2 separate regions of the Mus musculus genome follow, and region 2 is linked to region 1. The links are chromatin loops, found by intact Hi-C in ENCODE. Cell type or tissue: gastrocnemius. All regions are shown on one strand.

What was found. A loop is a pair of places that touch in the nucleus more often than their neighbours do. Peaks named below come from ENCODE experiments on the same cell type or tissue, not always from the same donor. Only the 100,000 strongest peaks of a DNase experiment are listed, where the experiment ranks them.
Region 2: it touches region 1 in a loop (2.2-fold over the local background); 2 of 42 quality-filtered maps call a loop at or near these places.

The regions. Positions count from the first base shown.
Region 1 is chr16:29,190,685-29,198,684 of GRCm38, forward strand. No RefSeq gene overlaps it. Among named protein-coding and RNA genes, the nearest start is that of Plaat1, 15 kb to the right of the region's middle. In gastrocnemius, a CTCF peak has its summit at 2,143 (motif pointing left); DNase peaks (open chromatin) are centred at 2,367, 3,487, 4,651 and 7,995.
Region 2 is chr16:29,144,030-29,152,029 of GRCm38, forward strand. No RefSeq gene overlaps it. Among named protein-coding and RNA genes, the nearest start is that of Plaat1, 62 kb to the right of the region's middle. In gastrocnemius, no CTCF peak of the experiment used is centred here; no DNase peak of the experiment used is centred here; H3K27ac peaks cover 294 bases.

The DNA of each region.
Region 1 (8,000 bases):
TGGACCTATATAAAAATAATTCTTTGGGGCAAATCTTATCTGTGTTGTCAGGATATCAGCTGTTCAGTTCACACAATTCAGCACTCGAAGCTCGATCCACTCACAAACACCATTCACAAACCAGCAAGGGCAATTTGAGCCATAAGAAACCACAAGGCTCTGTCAATATGCCTGAGTCCATGGAAGTGGCCAGAAGCCACTGAAATACCACCAGAAGTTCTTAGTTGCATTTATCTCTACAAAGTCATACAAACAATGATAATAAGCAAAGGGTGACAAGGCAAACCGATACCACACAGCATCCTCAGCGAAGACCATTGTCAGCAAAGCCCAACAAAGACCAGCAAAGAATGGCAAGGCAAGCCAATACTACACAGTGGCGTCCACGGACTGTTGAATTTTATTTATACCCTTTCCAAACATCACGTGTTCTTTCAAGCATCTGCTCTAGGAAAACATCACATGCCCTTTTTCCAGACAGCCTCCCAAAAAACCACAAGTCAATTCTCAACAAAACATCCTCCGATGTGTCTGCTTCAGCAAAAACACCCTCTCATAAGACAGCATCACATGACACAACTGAGTCTCCAAAGAAACCAGAAATTTCTATTTTAGACCCTCATAGAATGTAGGAGGCATCTCAGTATGGTTTTTATTTGCATATTGATATGTCATGTTAGTGGGACATGACATTAATTTCCACCCTAATCTTTCTTTCTATTTGTTCTAAGTTTAGTTTGGTCTTCATTTTTTAGTGTCTTCTGATGGGATGTTGAGTTTAATAACTTGAGAGATCTCCTCCTCCTTAATATATAGTCATTTATGTTATATCTCCTTTAACTTTCAGCTGCATTCTATAAGCTCTGGCAGATCTTCATTTTCATCTTCTCAAAATGTCATCTCTTCTTTCCATTTATTTAAGTCATCAGTTATTTAGGTATGTGTTCTTTAATTTTCATAAACTTGGGATATCCCCAAAATTTCCTATGACTGAACCTTCATACTCTATTATTCTATAGTAAGAGAACACACTTTCTCACTATTTAAATCTCAGTATTTAAACTAAGTTTACTGAAGCTTTGTTTCTTGGATTTAGCATGCAATTGGTCTTGAAGACAAACACATTTGTAATTGAGGAGATTGTGTCATCTGTTAATTTAACTCTCTCTCTCTCTCTCTCTCTCTCTCTCTCTCTCTCTGTGTGTGTGTGTGTGTGTGTGTGTGTGTGTGTGTGTGTGTGTGTGTGTGTGTATGTTTGTCTAATTTTATCAATCATTCAAACTGGGCCTTTAAACTCTCAGATATGTTTTGTTAGATTTCCTTGTTTTTGTTGGTTTTCTTCATGGTGTGTTTTGGTGTCTGTTTTTAGGTGTGTGTACATTTATAGTGTTACATCTTTATTTAAGTCTGTGTTCTAGCATTGGTTCCTCTCCTCCAGCTTTGCTGTTTGTCCTCTCTCTCTCTCTCTCTCTCTCTCTCTCTCTCTCTCTTTCTTGTCAATCTCTTTGTGTTTTTACATCAAAAATATGCCAGCTTTTAGATGATATGTAGTTGAAATATGTTTTTTTTAAAAAGTCAATCTACAACCTTTGGACTGGATTCCATTCTATCCACAGTACCACTGGTTAAAAGCCTGTAAGAAAATCCTCAAACATTGTGCCTCATACACAGTGACTGCAGTAATAATTCTTAATAATAATAATTAGCTGAAATCATGCTTATTCTCCATTGTAATTTTCCTTGCCATTATTCCACCAGGTTTTTTAATGCCTTTGGCCCACATAAACTCATCATCATGTACAGACTATTAGCCCTACTGCATATCTAATGATGGAGAATTTCCCCAGTTCTCAGGGGTTACAATGAGGAAACCCAAAGTCAGTCAGCAGATAGGTACACAATGATACTTATAATAGAGCTTTTATTTGGCCTTGGGTCACCGTTCAGTTCAGGATACGGATAGACACATATCCAAGTGCTACCAGTGACTACTATGGCTCAGTATCCTTTGAGAGAGGACTACCCAGAAAGGGTCCAGAGTCCTGGGTCCCAGTTGGCCTTTCATCTGAGTATTGAAATATGTCTCATGCTGTATTCTTCACTTGAACTTCTTGAAGAGTACACTTGTCTAAAACTGCAGCTCTCTCAGGCTAAGGTGTGAATAAAGCTGCCCTCTACCGGTCCTGGTAAACCTGCTACTTTGTAAAGTTTTTGCGTTCTTCACAGTCACCGAATTCACTAAGGTCAGCCAAACAGCAGGGGAAAAGGCTCTGAATTGGGCTGCATAGACTTCCAGCTTTACAGCCCCAGCCTGGAATTCAGCTTATGACTACCAGCCCATTGCCCTTTCAGCTCTGCCAGCAAATCAGCAGGGAAGCTGTTGAGCAGCCTCTGGCAGGTCAAAAAGCTGCCTTCAAAACAGCTCAAACGGCTCCTGCAACAGGCCCAATGACAGCAGGTAAGGCAGGGCAGCTGCTTTTATCAGCATATGATTTGGAGCTCAGCGCTCCCATAGATCATCCTTTATATGCCCTCGAAGACACAGTCAGCCACTTTACCTTTCTTTCTGTCCCTCACATCTGAGGGCTCACGGGGACCAGGCATCAGATCAGGAAGACCTGGGAGCTTGTGATTAGGAAACCGATTTCCTGGTGGGCACATGAGTAAAGGGAGACAGAAGAGATAAGAAAGGCCAGCTCATCCATTTTCTCCACTCCTTTGCTGTTTATGGAACAGCCCTACACCAGCGGTCCCTAAGTAAGAGTCACAAAGAGGCTTGATGCTGAGGGCTGACCAAAGACAGAAGGAAAAGCCCAGGTACACACAGTAGAAAGTTATGAACTGGGCTGGGAGATGGCTCAATGGATTAAGCACTTGCTGTGCAAATGTGAGGACCTCAGTTCAGAACCCACAGAAAAGCTGGACACACATCTGTCATCCCTGTGCTCCATCACTGACATGGAAGGAGAAGGCAGGAGAATCTGAGAAGCTTCTGATTGGGTGGAGAGCAGCTGGCTAGCCTGTCTGTCTTATGCAGCAATAAACAACAAAAGACTCTGTCTCAAACCAAGTGAAAGGCAGGAACTGATGCCCTAAGTGTTATTCTATCTCCACCGAAGTGCTGTGGGTCCTGAGTACCTGTACTCACACATACAGACAAATCATGTCCCTCTCTCTGTCTCTCTGTCTCTGTCTCTCTGTCTCTCTGTCTCTCTGTTTCTCTGTCTGTCTTTCTGTCTCTCTGTCTCTCTGTCTCTGTCTCTGTCTCTCTCTCTCTCTCTCTCTCTCTCTCTCTCTCACACACACACACACACACACACACACACAGAGCAATTTAAATTAAATTCCCACAATGAAGGGAACAGCCGCCACATGTTGAAGCAGTTTAGAGTCACCCTTGACATATAAGAAGCCCTCACTTTTGAAACAGGTGACATGAGGGCATGATGGGCAAGGGATCAAGATGCCATCTGTCAGGGCCTAGAAACTGTAAGTAGCTCAGTGCTGCTGGAACATATGGTGTAGCGATCTGGGGTGGCTGTGTCAGGGAGCCGGGGAGAAGTAGGGATGAGAGCTGAAAGGCGGAGCAATTTCATAATACTCTCAGCTGGTGGCTGAAATGATTAATAACAGCAGTGACATGTTCATATCCACTGTAGAAACTTCTAATGGCCCTATGGTGAGTACTCTGGGACAGTGGTAGAGGATGACCTGAAAAAAACAAAAACAAAAAGCCAAACCAAACCAAATCAAACCAAAAATGCTAAAATATGTGCACTTTGCTGGCCACTTCCTCTTCTGGTATGTTTCTGCTGTTCTTTCTTGTATTTGCTTCAGTCTTTCCAGGCTGGAGGTATTGGTATTTTTTACACTCAATCTGGGTGTATCATATGTGATGTGATGTTACAGTTTGAATGGACAATGTCCCTCCCGACAAGTTCATACTTGAATACTTACTTTCTAGTTTTTGGAGGTTATCGGATCTTTCTAACATGAGACTTGGATGAAAGATGGAGGATGGTTGGGTGGGGAAATAAAAGGTTGTTAGCTTAGCCATGGTTGCAGCCATAGTCTCTGCTTCACAATCAGCTGATGATGTAACAGAGTCTCTGTAGCTTGGCCATGCCTTCCTCACCATGATGGGCTGTATCCTCAGCCTGGGAGCAAACATAAACCTGCCCTTAATTTGCTTCTTGTCATGTATTTGGTAACAACAGTGTAGAGAATAATATACGCGGTGCACATGACCAGCCTCATAGGCTAAGATCACAATAACACATAGAAGGCCATGATGAATGGATTCAGAGTATGGAACTCTGACTGCAATATCTCAAGTGCACACTGGGCTCTGACTGCAGTGTCTCACATGCACATCTGGATTTTGACTGCAGTGTCTCACATGCACATCTGGATTTTGACTGCAGTGTCTCACATGCATGTCTGTGCACCTGAGACAGAGAAGTGATGAATTGTGCAGTACCCTGCTAGGGAACTGCAATACTGTCAGCCCTAACAACGTATATGCCACAGTACTCAACAGAAACCACTCTGCCCAAATGACATTCATACATAGTGCTTTTATGCTCAGGCTATAGCCCCAAAGCTGCCAATCTGAGCTGAGTATGTTGGGTGTGCCAACATTCCCTGGGTATGATGAAAATCAGTAGGCCAAGGATCCCTGACAGTTGCTATGGCAAGAGGCCACAGAGAGTCAGTTTTCAAGATTGAACATTAAGAAAATGAGCTCCAGTCAGCCCTGAGAAGAACAAAGACTTGCTTTAAAATGAAGGCAGCACCCTGCTCTTGGCAGCCTTGGAAAACACCTTTTTAGCTAGCTCTTTGGTCCTAATGGTATCAATCATTGTTTGTATTTATTTATTTATTTATGTAATTATTTATTTATGTAATTATTTAATTATTTATTTATTATTTTGAGAAAGAGGTCACTTGAGCAAAGCCTTTGGGCTCATTGATTCAGTTTCCTGGATGGGATGATTTGTTCCTGGCTAACACTTCCAACCAGTTCAATTTAGAGGGAGAGAAAGAGCTTTTTATGTCAACATTTACACAGGCAAGTGTCTTCAATAATTTTTGAAACAAACATCGTGCGATAATTCCTTAGTAACAGGATTTAGGATTATGTTTATATGAGAATAAAATATGTTTCATGTACTGTCTTAAATTGGTTTTGTCAAAGATCCATTTCAGCTTGTTCTTTCACATTTCTATTTACTAGCCATGTATGTAGTCCAGTTAGCAACATTGTAATAGTTGCTAATATCTATATCCAATTTACCAAGTGATATTCTAGAAATTTACCATTTGTTAAATTTTCACATTGCTCACATTAACCTAAAGCAGTCCTCTTGGTGGGAGATAAAAACCACAGGAGAGCAATGAACTCAACCTCTGTCACAGTTGCCTGTCACCCACTCTGCAGAGCAGAGCCAGAACCTGTTTCCCTACCTCTGTGGTGACACAGCATGGTCACAGGGTCATCTGTGACAAGTATGAGAATTAAGTTGAGAATCCAATTATCTCCCCAGTCAAGCATTCACTTCTCGTGGTCAATCTCTTCTTAATTTTATCTTTAATAACGAGCAGGAAGAACAGAGAGTCACTTCGAATAGATCAGCAAGCCTGCTGATCTGCTATTGAGATGTATATGTGAATCAGACAGCGACCTGCATGCTCACCCCCCAGGCCACATTTACTGAAGGACTTTTACAGTCCCTGATGATTTTAATTAGCTCCAATCCACATGTTTTCCATTGTGCTTTTTAACAAAGGCTGTCTGTGTCACAGATGTACAAATGAAAACTCGCAGAAAAAAAAACACTAGTGGTGTGTGGGACCTGGTGTCATCATGAGTTCCATGCCATCTCACTCTCTGATTCCAGGACGCTGGCATTGTGGAACAGTGGGACACAACCCTTAGATAAGAGGGAAGAGGGTCTCCTGGTTTCCTCTTCCTGCCCTTTTGTCGAGATTTTGGGCAGATTACTCTCTTGTCTGTTCTCTGACTCGTCAGGACTACAGAACACATCTTCACTCTGGTCAGCAGGACGACATAAATAGCTCATGGAACCCACGAAGGCGCATTTCTTCTAGAGCACAGACGAGCTACTGTGATTTTTAGATTGCCTTAGAGCCTGGAGGCCACTGCCACTAGCCACAATGTCAACCTGCAGAGGAAACACCTTATGGTTTGGTTTAGAAACGTTATATAAGAGCCTAGTCTCTGGGGCTGGGAGAAGGCTGACCTAAAGTGCTTGCCTGCCAAGTGTGGGGATCTGAGTTTGAATCCTCAGAAGCTAAGCTCCAAGCAGGGACAGCGGCTGCCTATCATGCTAGCCGTCAGGAAGCTGAGATGAAGGATCCCCGGAGCTAACTAGACTAGCTGAACTCCTGAACTGTGAATTCAGTGAGAGAGCTGGCCTCAGTATATAAGGCTTTTGTGATTGAGAAAGAAGCCCCAGGCTTCCACAAGCATCTGTTCACAACACAAGTACACGTGCACACATGCAAACACAGATACACACACACATGCATATCCCCCTCATATAGACACAAATCACACACACACATATAACAGATACACATATTCCCTTATACACACACACACACAAGATTGGTCTTTGCTCTCTCATCAAACCTGAATAAGGATCTGAAATAAATGGGCAATGTTGGCCTCTCACTTCTGCCCTTGTCTCGCCCCAGTGCCCGCTGCCAGCACAGCAGCCTGGCTCGGGAGACCTCTCGCATCCTTCCTTCTTTTGGCTGGTTAGAGAGAACATGACTCTGGCCATTTTTCTTCATTCTCCCCTTTGCCTTACCCTTCTACCAACCTTCCTTAATCATGGAAATGTATAAGCGATTTCCCCACATAATGACCTGAAAAGGTTTTCATTTCATAAAAGTTATTAAATTGGAAAGGTAAGTCATATAAATGGCTGTGTTTTCAAGATGTGAAGGGCAGGAAAAAGCAGAGCATTGACGGATGACGATGTCCTGAGATCTCCTGGGTTAGAGAACCTCTACTCCGCCATGGGAGAGCTGCAGTGGGATGCAGTAGTCCTGGCATTTTATTGACATTCTCATTTTATTAATCTTACTTTTCTCATCTTCATGTCTCCCTCTCCACAGACTAGGAAATCAAATGCCTACCCAGATCCCTTGATGGTAGGGGACAGTCCTTGCTCTAGTTCTTGTCAGTACAGTGTAAAAGGAAGCCTTCTGGGGAGCTCATTCTAGAGAAATACTTGTGCGGAAAGACCAGTGCCTACTGATTCTCCTCTCTGAAAGCAGCGTGTGAGCACAAGGCAGTGGGAGCTGCGGCAGCCTTTTTGCCTCAAGGAGGAGACAGTCCAGAAAACGGCTGAGAGACTGACAGAGGATTTTGTGTCACTCACTTACTTAACACCTGCTCATTATGTATCAGACATCATGTTCTTTCTACAAGGTACAAATCATGTCCCTGTGTGTGAGGAGCTCCCTTCCCATAGTGGAAAGAGTGACTGATAACCAATGTGGATCAGGCACGGTTCAGAGTTACAGTAAAACTGTTAACATAAGCCAGTGTGAGAGTAGTGTGATAGTTTGTATAGACTGGTTAGAGAAAGTCTAACTAAGGCCTGGCATCTGAGAGACTTGGAAGATCAGGCAGGTAGCTCTTTGGGGACAGGAAGGAGAAAGTGCTCCAGAAAAAGGGAACAGCAGACGCAAGTCGCAAGTCTGGAGGGGAGGCAAGCACTGACAATTCCAGAAGCAGATGGGCCAAGCTTGAGCAGCAGGAAAGTAAAGGAGATAACAGACCTTAGAGGCTTGAAAACTGATGGAGATTGGAGACTGGAATGCAGTCACTGGAGGGATGGGGGAGGGGAGCAATGTTGTTTTTGACATTTCACAGAAGCCTTCTGACTACTGGGTGTGAGTGCTTCACAGAGTGAGGGAATAGACAGAAACATTTGGAAAATAAGGCAAGGATTAACAGTGCCTGG
Region 2 (8,000 bases), 47 kb before region 1:
AAAAGCCAAAAAATAGTACCTCACCATCATTGCAAGAATACCTACCAGTCCAGAATTGTATGTTTATTAAAAATGTCTTCTAATGTGCTGCTGAAAAATCTCAGCATATGCCAAATAACCACATAACAGACTGTAGTATAGACAGTTCCTGCTGTAAGAGGAAATAATGAGACACAAACAGAAGAAGGAATGAGTAAGTCTAAACAGACCTCAACAATAAAAACTGATATGTAATAATAATGTCTCATCTGTGGCCTATTTTAAGGCAGAACCAAAATTTGGTACAATGTGGCATAGAAGTTGGGGGGAGGCTGGCTAAAAAAGTCACAGGAGGGCCAACATTGGTGATAAAGGACACAGAAAGGAGAGTAACTGTAAGCTACATGCTAAAACCTTCCAGTGAGCACCAATGGAATAAAATTGAGAGGAAACAGAAGACATGACTTTGCAAAAAGGAGAGGAGTGAAAACCTCAAACCCCTGCATCAACTAATTCACCATCCTAGGAACTGGTGTCATCTATTACTGCGCACAAACCCATGTATTAGCCAGGTGGTTCTAACTTCATAGAGTCAGCTGCTCTTGGATAGAATGGCTTCTGTAAGGCCTGGGGTGTGCACAATGGCATCGTCTAGGAAGGCTGATGTCTCTGCTCTCTCCATGAAGTAACTGTCCCTGCTTCACCTGGACAGTTGAACATGTTCTCATAGACTGAGTGCAAAGCCTCTTGAAGCCAGCCTAGAGTTAAGCTAACTTTCTCATGAAGGTCTAGATAGTAAATATTTTTGTTTTGCAAGCTGTACAGTTACAGCTTCTCGGTTCTGCTGTTTTGGCAGGAAATCATCACTAATCAAAATGTAAATGATGAGTTGGGCTGTATTCCAATAAATCTTTATTTATAAAAATTGACAGCTGTCCAGATTTGGCCTATAGGCTATAATTTGTTTGGTCCTTGCCTAGACTTAAAGTTGGCATAGCTTCACTTCCACTTCTTGCTTGATGGAAAGGCAATCTTGCTATCAAGATAGTCTCTTCATGGGTAGAGGAAAATTTATATCCATGTTTGAAAATGTGGCATAATGTGGCATAATTTCAACAAATCAAGCAGAACTCAAGAAAAGAAGGGGAAACCCACAGAAAGAGCAGAAATAAATGGTGTACACTACAAATAAAGTCAAGTATGTTGTATTCTCAAGTTCACAGCAAGGTTCAAGGGGATCGCCTCTCTACTCAGAAATATAACCTAGAATCATTGGAATGGCAAAGAGGACTTTTAAAATTCATCAGCACTCTGAGAAACCTTGATTTCTCTTAGGAACTTATTAAACAAATGGTGTTACTGAGTAGATCCAAGGCACTTGCTCATCTCTGCAGCTCTGATACTGCACACACATTCCCAAGTTATCCTTATGTGTGCACTGAATCACGTATAAAATGTCTCACAAAAGTGTTGACTAAAGTAAAAAGAACTTGAAACAATCACTTTAAATGCTCAGCATGAGTCAAGAGGAGAAAGAGCTAGATTGATGAAGCCACTAATAGAATCCTGAGTGAAGAGCGAGAAAGAATGAACTCCGGGTACAGTGTGGATCTCAGGAACGGAGGGCTGTGTCCAAAGCATGCGGTAAAGGAACAATTTTATCTACCAAGTGTTTGCAACTGAGAAGTATGGTTTTAGGAATAAGTGTATCTGTGGTAAGGCCATGCAGCTGGTACTTCCTTTTCAGGTTAGGCAGTGCAGAAGGTACACAAAGGATCAACGGTGTCTCTTGAGAAGAATGTCCTTCTGCATCTTCTCTTTCCAACACATACCCATCCGAATCTCTGAGTCTCCTCACTTCTAATTCTTTTCATTTACTTAGTATACACCCTGGAGAACATGGATTCGGCTGAAGTGAGTGAATCGCATAGCCTGTGACAGAAGAGTCTGAGTTCTCACATCTGAAAAAAAACCAAAAAAAACCAAAAAACCCTTTTTGCCTGCAATTGTATTACACAGAAGGTAGAAACTGCTCATTCTCCTAAATAGAAAATCTTTAAGCACCATTTTCAAATACTTACAATAGTTGACCTGTATACTCAGTAGAATATAATTAGCCTTTTATATTTTATTGATTCTTGCCTTTTGGGCAGTTTTAAATAAATGTACACTGAGTAATTTTGGTATTGAAAGTTTGAATTGTGAAATCTCCGAGCCTGCAAACTACATGTGATTATTTAATCCACAAAAATAGAATGTGTTATGGCAAAATAAAATCAGTATGAATGCCCTGCCTTGGACAATGCAGTAACTAGGAAACCTACCCATCACATCTATAAACTCCTATGAATCACCCATGATGACCCACCAAGCACACTGTGGGAACTCCAGGCAATTGGATACCTCTACGACTTAACAGATGCACTTCGGGCACTCCACAGAGTAAGTTAGCCAGTTTCCAACTCTGTGACCTTAAGTCAGGGGACAGATAAGCAGAAAGGGGACATCTTCCAAATTCAGGCAAAGCTTCCCCTACAGGTGCGATGTTCACGAAATTTAGACTTCTATGGTTTCAATATGAACTCTTTTTCCTGTCCCTAAAAAAGACATACACATTGAATGATTGGTTGGTTGGTCAGTCCTCAAGTGGCCTCTGTTTATGTCTCTGTCTCTGTCTCTCCTCTCTCATTTTCTCTCTTTCCTCTTCTCTCTTATCTCTTAGCCTTTCTCTTCTCTCTCTTCCTTTCCCTCTCCTCTCTCCTCCCTTTCTGTCTCCTCTCTCGATCTGTCTCCTTTCCTACCCCTTCTCTACTCTGCTTCCAATCTCACAGTGAGATAAACATCTTGTGTTTCCATATAACCCTGTTTCTATGCTATTCTTTTGCTCAAACACATGGGGCCAGATGTCTATGGACTGACCCCTCTGAAGTCAATACCCAAAGTAAATGTTTTCTGTTGTTGATTTTATCACACACCATCTAGGGAATACTTGGTCCTCTTTGAATAGCAGAAGAGCTGGAGCCACAGTGCTTAGAAATGGAAGGAGCGGAGCATGAGCTCAGCCCTGTGCCTGTGCATCCTGACGTCCACTGAGTGCTCATGTAGGTTTGGAGTTTGGGACTTTGACTCTCATCCTAGCTGATGCTTCTCTGTGCAAATTGATGGCAGAGGTGTTTCCAGGGCTTGATGCTCAGCGCTGCCTATCCAGGCCTTTCACCTGTCCTCAGATCCTCTTACCACTGATAACTGACAACAGCACCCAGGCTGAGCCAGCTGAACCAACCCTCTAGGGATACTGTGATCACCTGCACAGTGCTGACCCTAAACCTTCATTTATTCACTCATACATATTAAATTGCAGGTGATGGTTAAGAATAGTGAATGTAGACAGCACTGCAGGGCCCAGAGCCCAGTTCTGTCACTTATTAGCTCTGTGTCTCAGGCCAAACTGCAATGTCTCTGTCCCTCAGTTTGTTATGATTGCATTCGTTAAAACATATGCATCCATTTAGATATACAGGAAATAGTTCAGGTGAGCAACTTTTTCCTGTGTTTCCCAAGGGCTGTCCTGACTATGAGGGGAGTTTTATATCTAGAGACTAAAGACTGCCATGGCGAGCAGCGCAGTGCTAGCAGCAAATCCTCCATTTCTGAACCTCGGCTCAGGAACTTCACAGTCTAAAAACGATGGAGAAAGCAAGACATCTGTGTGCTTGTGCAATATAGTAACACTTACTTTAGGCATAACCAATATGGAGCACTTTAACTTGTAACTGGTTAAAGGGAACAATGATCTTTTCTCAAAAACTAATTTATCATAATTTATCAATCCATGTCATGAGGACATGGAGACTACTTTTGATTTTACATAATTTCACACAATCAGCACAGCCCAGGGACATTACTCTACACTTCCCCACACTCCTCTGATGTCTGGCTCAACAGAAGCCAGCTGGATTCTCCCACTGGCTTCACATCCAATCTGCTGTGAAAGCGTCTTGCAGCTTTTGGGAAGCACAGGATAGTCATGAGAGAGACTTCATGGGAAAAAAATGAAAATACTGGCTTAGAGCTGATGTGAGAGGAGTTTTGACCCTGAGCAGAGCTCTAAAGGGGCCTGTGGGAACTTGGGTCTGAAGATGATACTTTGAAAACTATTGTGCTGGAGCGTTTAGGAGTTGAGCAAAGCTGGGCTGGAGAGAAGGTTCAGCAGTTGAGAGCAAAGCACTCTCACGGGGGACTTCAGTTCCCAGCATTCATGTGGGGCAACTCACAACCCGGACTGCAGTAAGCACCTGTATTCGTGGGTACACATATATGCACACATTATTTAAAATTAAATCTAAAGAGTAAAAATGTTGAGCAAAGCAGGCTTGTGCTGAGTGGTTTCAGTGCGGTTTTCTCCTCTGCAGACTCAGCACTGCCATGTTTAGGGGGTCTTTGCATGGAGGCCCCTTTCAGTCCTCAAACGTGAACTAACACACTCTCAGCAACGGCAAGCAGGATTGTTAGTAGCGGGGACCTTGTTTCCCTGTCTCTTTGACAGAAGATGCCATATTCCAGCATCTTTCAGGTCACTGTCATATATCCAGCAACCAATCTTATGCTTCACTATTCAAGATGCTCAACATTTGCCAGGTAGATTTGAGAATAAGCTAATAAACTGCCAGGACCAAAACTAAAGTTTTAGAAAGTAATGTATGGGTTTGTGTGTCTGTAAGCTAGCATATCAGAAGAAAAGTATATTCTTCTTTTATCAAACCCGAAGTAGAGGATAAATACAAAATGCAAATGAAATGACACTAGTATTTCAATTTAGAAAGACTAAGGTAGAAAAATACACTCTTCAATTTTAAATTATTTTAGGATCCAGTGACATGGGTGACTCAAGCTAGCATTGTTAAAGTCTGGGCAGCATAGTATAATGTACGCTTAGTTTTTACTTATTATAAATAAACTCTTACAAATTAGAACACACAACATGGCTTGCTCTTATTCCGTCTTTAATCAATTGAGAGGGTTATAGGATTTCCCATTCCAACCCTGTGCCAGCTGACTCTGAGAGCAAACTTGGCTGAGAACAATCAAATAGATCCAGCATAATTTGTACGATCTTCCTGGGAGAGACAATGAAAGTTCCTTATCAGCACTTCCTGAACTGTCCCTGCCTAAGTCCATTTGTCAGATTTCTTTGGTTCCTATAAAAGTGACATTGCTTTGGTCATAGAAACTCTGCTATTACAGGGACAGTGTCCATACCCTGAGTGTGTCACTTAGTAGCCACATGGCCTGGGTCAAATTACGTATTCTCTCTGACTCTAATCCTGTGTTCAAAAATAGGTTCTGAGATCCGTGGTGTTGCGGCCGCACACATAGGGGATTCTTCTCCAGCGGTCATGGTTTATACTGAGGTGTCCATGTCCCACCTGTGTTTTAAGTTCAAGCTGGCAGGCTGGCATGAGGAAAACCATGTTGTGTTAGAAACCAGGGCTCTTCCATCCCTTTCCTCAGTACCTGGAAAACTAGTACCAGATACATATGGGCAATTGTTCAAAGAATTGTAGTACAAGATAACAACAAACCGTGCCCTTCTCCTCCTCTTATTTCCATAGTCTGTAAGCCCAATGAACGTTTATGTCAAACAAAATGATTTTAAATAGAATAAGAGGTTACTATTCAATGAATATGTTAAGCTAACACAAACTGTGTGTGTGAAATTTTAGAAGCATATAATTTAAGATGAACTAATAGCTGTTAAAAATTAATAATCAACTTAACAGTCTTCACCAGAAAGGTTCCACCACGTGTGTTTTGATTCATTGCCTTCATAAAAGGAGCCTTTCAGAGAGGACAGAACATGACAGCTCCAATCTGAAGACCTCAGGACATGCTTCTCATCTTGGGAAGCAGTGTGGAAGTGAGTTCCGGGGGCCCCTCATTGTTTCAGAAGTCAATAAGACGAGTCAATGAGAAAATGTTCATACCAACTACAAGGGAAAAGATCACATAATGATGTATTGTTTCCTCCAGGAGATGAGACACTCCCCTAGCAATGGGAACTATGAAGTCCTTCACTGTTCATCCTGGCCAGATGTTATTACAGCCCTGCAGCTGGATGGAACACGCTGATCAGAGTTGGTAACAGATAGTGGTTCTGGGGACTTCTCTGTTCTGTGCTAGTCTTTTTTTTTTTTTTTTTTTTTTTTTTTTTTTTTTGCTTTAAACATTTCTTTTATTATATATTTTCTTTATTTGCATTTGAAATGTTATCCCCTTTCCTGGTTTATCCTCCCCAAACCCCCTATTCCCTTTCCCCCCAACCCCCACCCCCAACTGCTCACCAACCCACCCACTCCTGCTTCCTGGCCCTAGCATTCCCCTACACTGGGGTCATCCTCTGCTACATATATGGCTGAAGCCATGGTTCCCTTCATGTGTAGTCTTTGGTTGGTGGTTTAGTCCTTGGGAGCTCTGAGGGTACTGGCTGGTTCATATTGTTGTTCCTCCTATGGGGCTACAACCCCTCAGCTCCTTGGGTTCTTTCTCTAGTTCATCCATTGGGGATCCTGTGCTCAGTCCAATGTTAGGCTGAGAGCATTCACCTCTGTATTTGTCAGGCAATGGTCAAGCCTCTCACGAGCTATATCAGGCTCCTGTCAGCAAGCACTTGTTGGCATCCACAATAGTGTCTGAGTTTGGTGACTGTATATGGAATGGGTCCCCAGGTAGGACAGGTTACCGGTGGCCTTTCAGTCTCTGCTCCACATTTTGTCTCTGTAACCTTTCCCATGGATACTTTGTTCCCCACTTTAAGAAGGATCGAAGTATCCACACTTTGGTCTTCCTTCTTCTTGAACTTCATGTGGTCTGTAAATTGTATCTTGGGTATTCTAAGCTTCTGGGCTAATATCCACTTATCAGTGAGTGCATACCATGTGTGTTCTTTTGTGATTGGATTACCTCACTCAGGATAATATTTTCTAGTTTCATCTATTTGTCTAAGAATTTCATAAATTCACTGTTTTTAATAGCTGAGTAGTACTCCATTGGGTAAATGTACCACATTTTCTGTATCCATATTCTTCTGGTGAGGGACATCTTTATAAGGCTGCTATGAACATAGTGGAGCATGTGTCCTTATTACATGTTGGAGCATGTTCTGGTTATATGCCCAAGAGTGGTATTGTTGGGTCCTCAGGTAGTATTATGTCCAATTTTCTGAGGAAAACTGATTTCCAGAGTGGTTGTACCAGCTTGTAATACCACAAACAATGGAGGAGTGTTCCTCTTTCTCCACATCCTCGCCAGCATCTGCTGTCACTTGAGTTTTTGATCTTAGCCCTTCTGACTAGTATGAGGTGGCATCTCAGGGTTGTTTTGATTGGCATTTACCCGATGTCTAAAGATCTTGAACATTTCTTTAGGTGATTCTCAGCCATTTGGTATTCCTCAGTTGAGAATTATTGTTTAGCTATGTACCCCATTTTTAATAGGGTTATTTGGTTCTCTGGAGTCTTCTTGATTTCTTTGTATATATTAGATATTAACCCTCTATCAGATGTAGGGTTGATAAAGATCTTCTCCCAAACTGTTGGTTGCCATTTTGTCCTATTGACAGTGTCCTTTTCCTTACAGAAGCTTTGCAACTTTATGAGGTCCATTTGTCAATTCTTGATCTTAGAGCATAAGCTACTGATGTTCTGTTCAGGAAATTTTTCCCTGTGCCCATGTGCTTGAGGCTCTTCCCCACTTTCTTTTCTATTAGTTTCAGTGTATCTGATTTTATGTGGAGGTCCTTGATCCACTTGGACTTGAGCTTTGTACAAGGAGATAAGATGGATCAATTCGCATTCTTCCACATGCTGACCACCATTTGAACCAGCACCATTTGTTGAAAAAGCTGCCTTTTTTTTCCACTGGATGGTTTTAGCTCCTTTGTCAAAGATCAAGTGACCATAGGTGTGTGGAATCATTTTTGGGTCTTCACTTCTATTCCATTGATCTACCTGCCTGTCACTTTA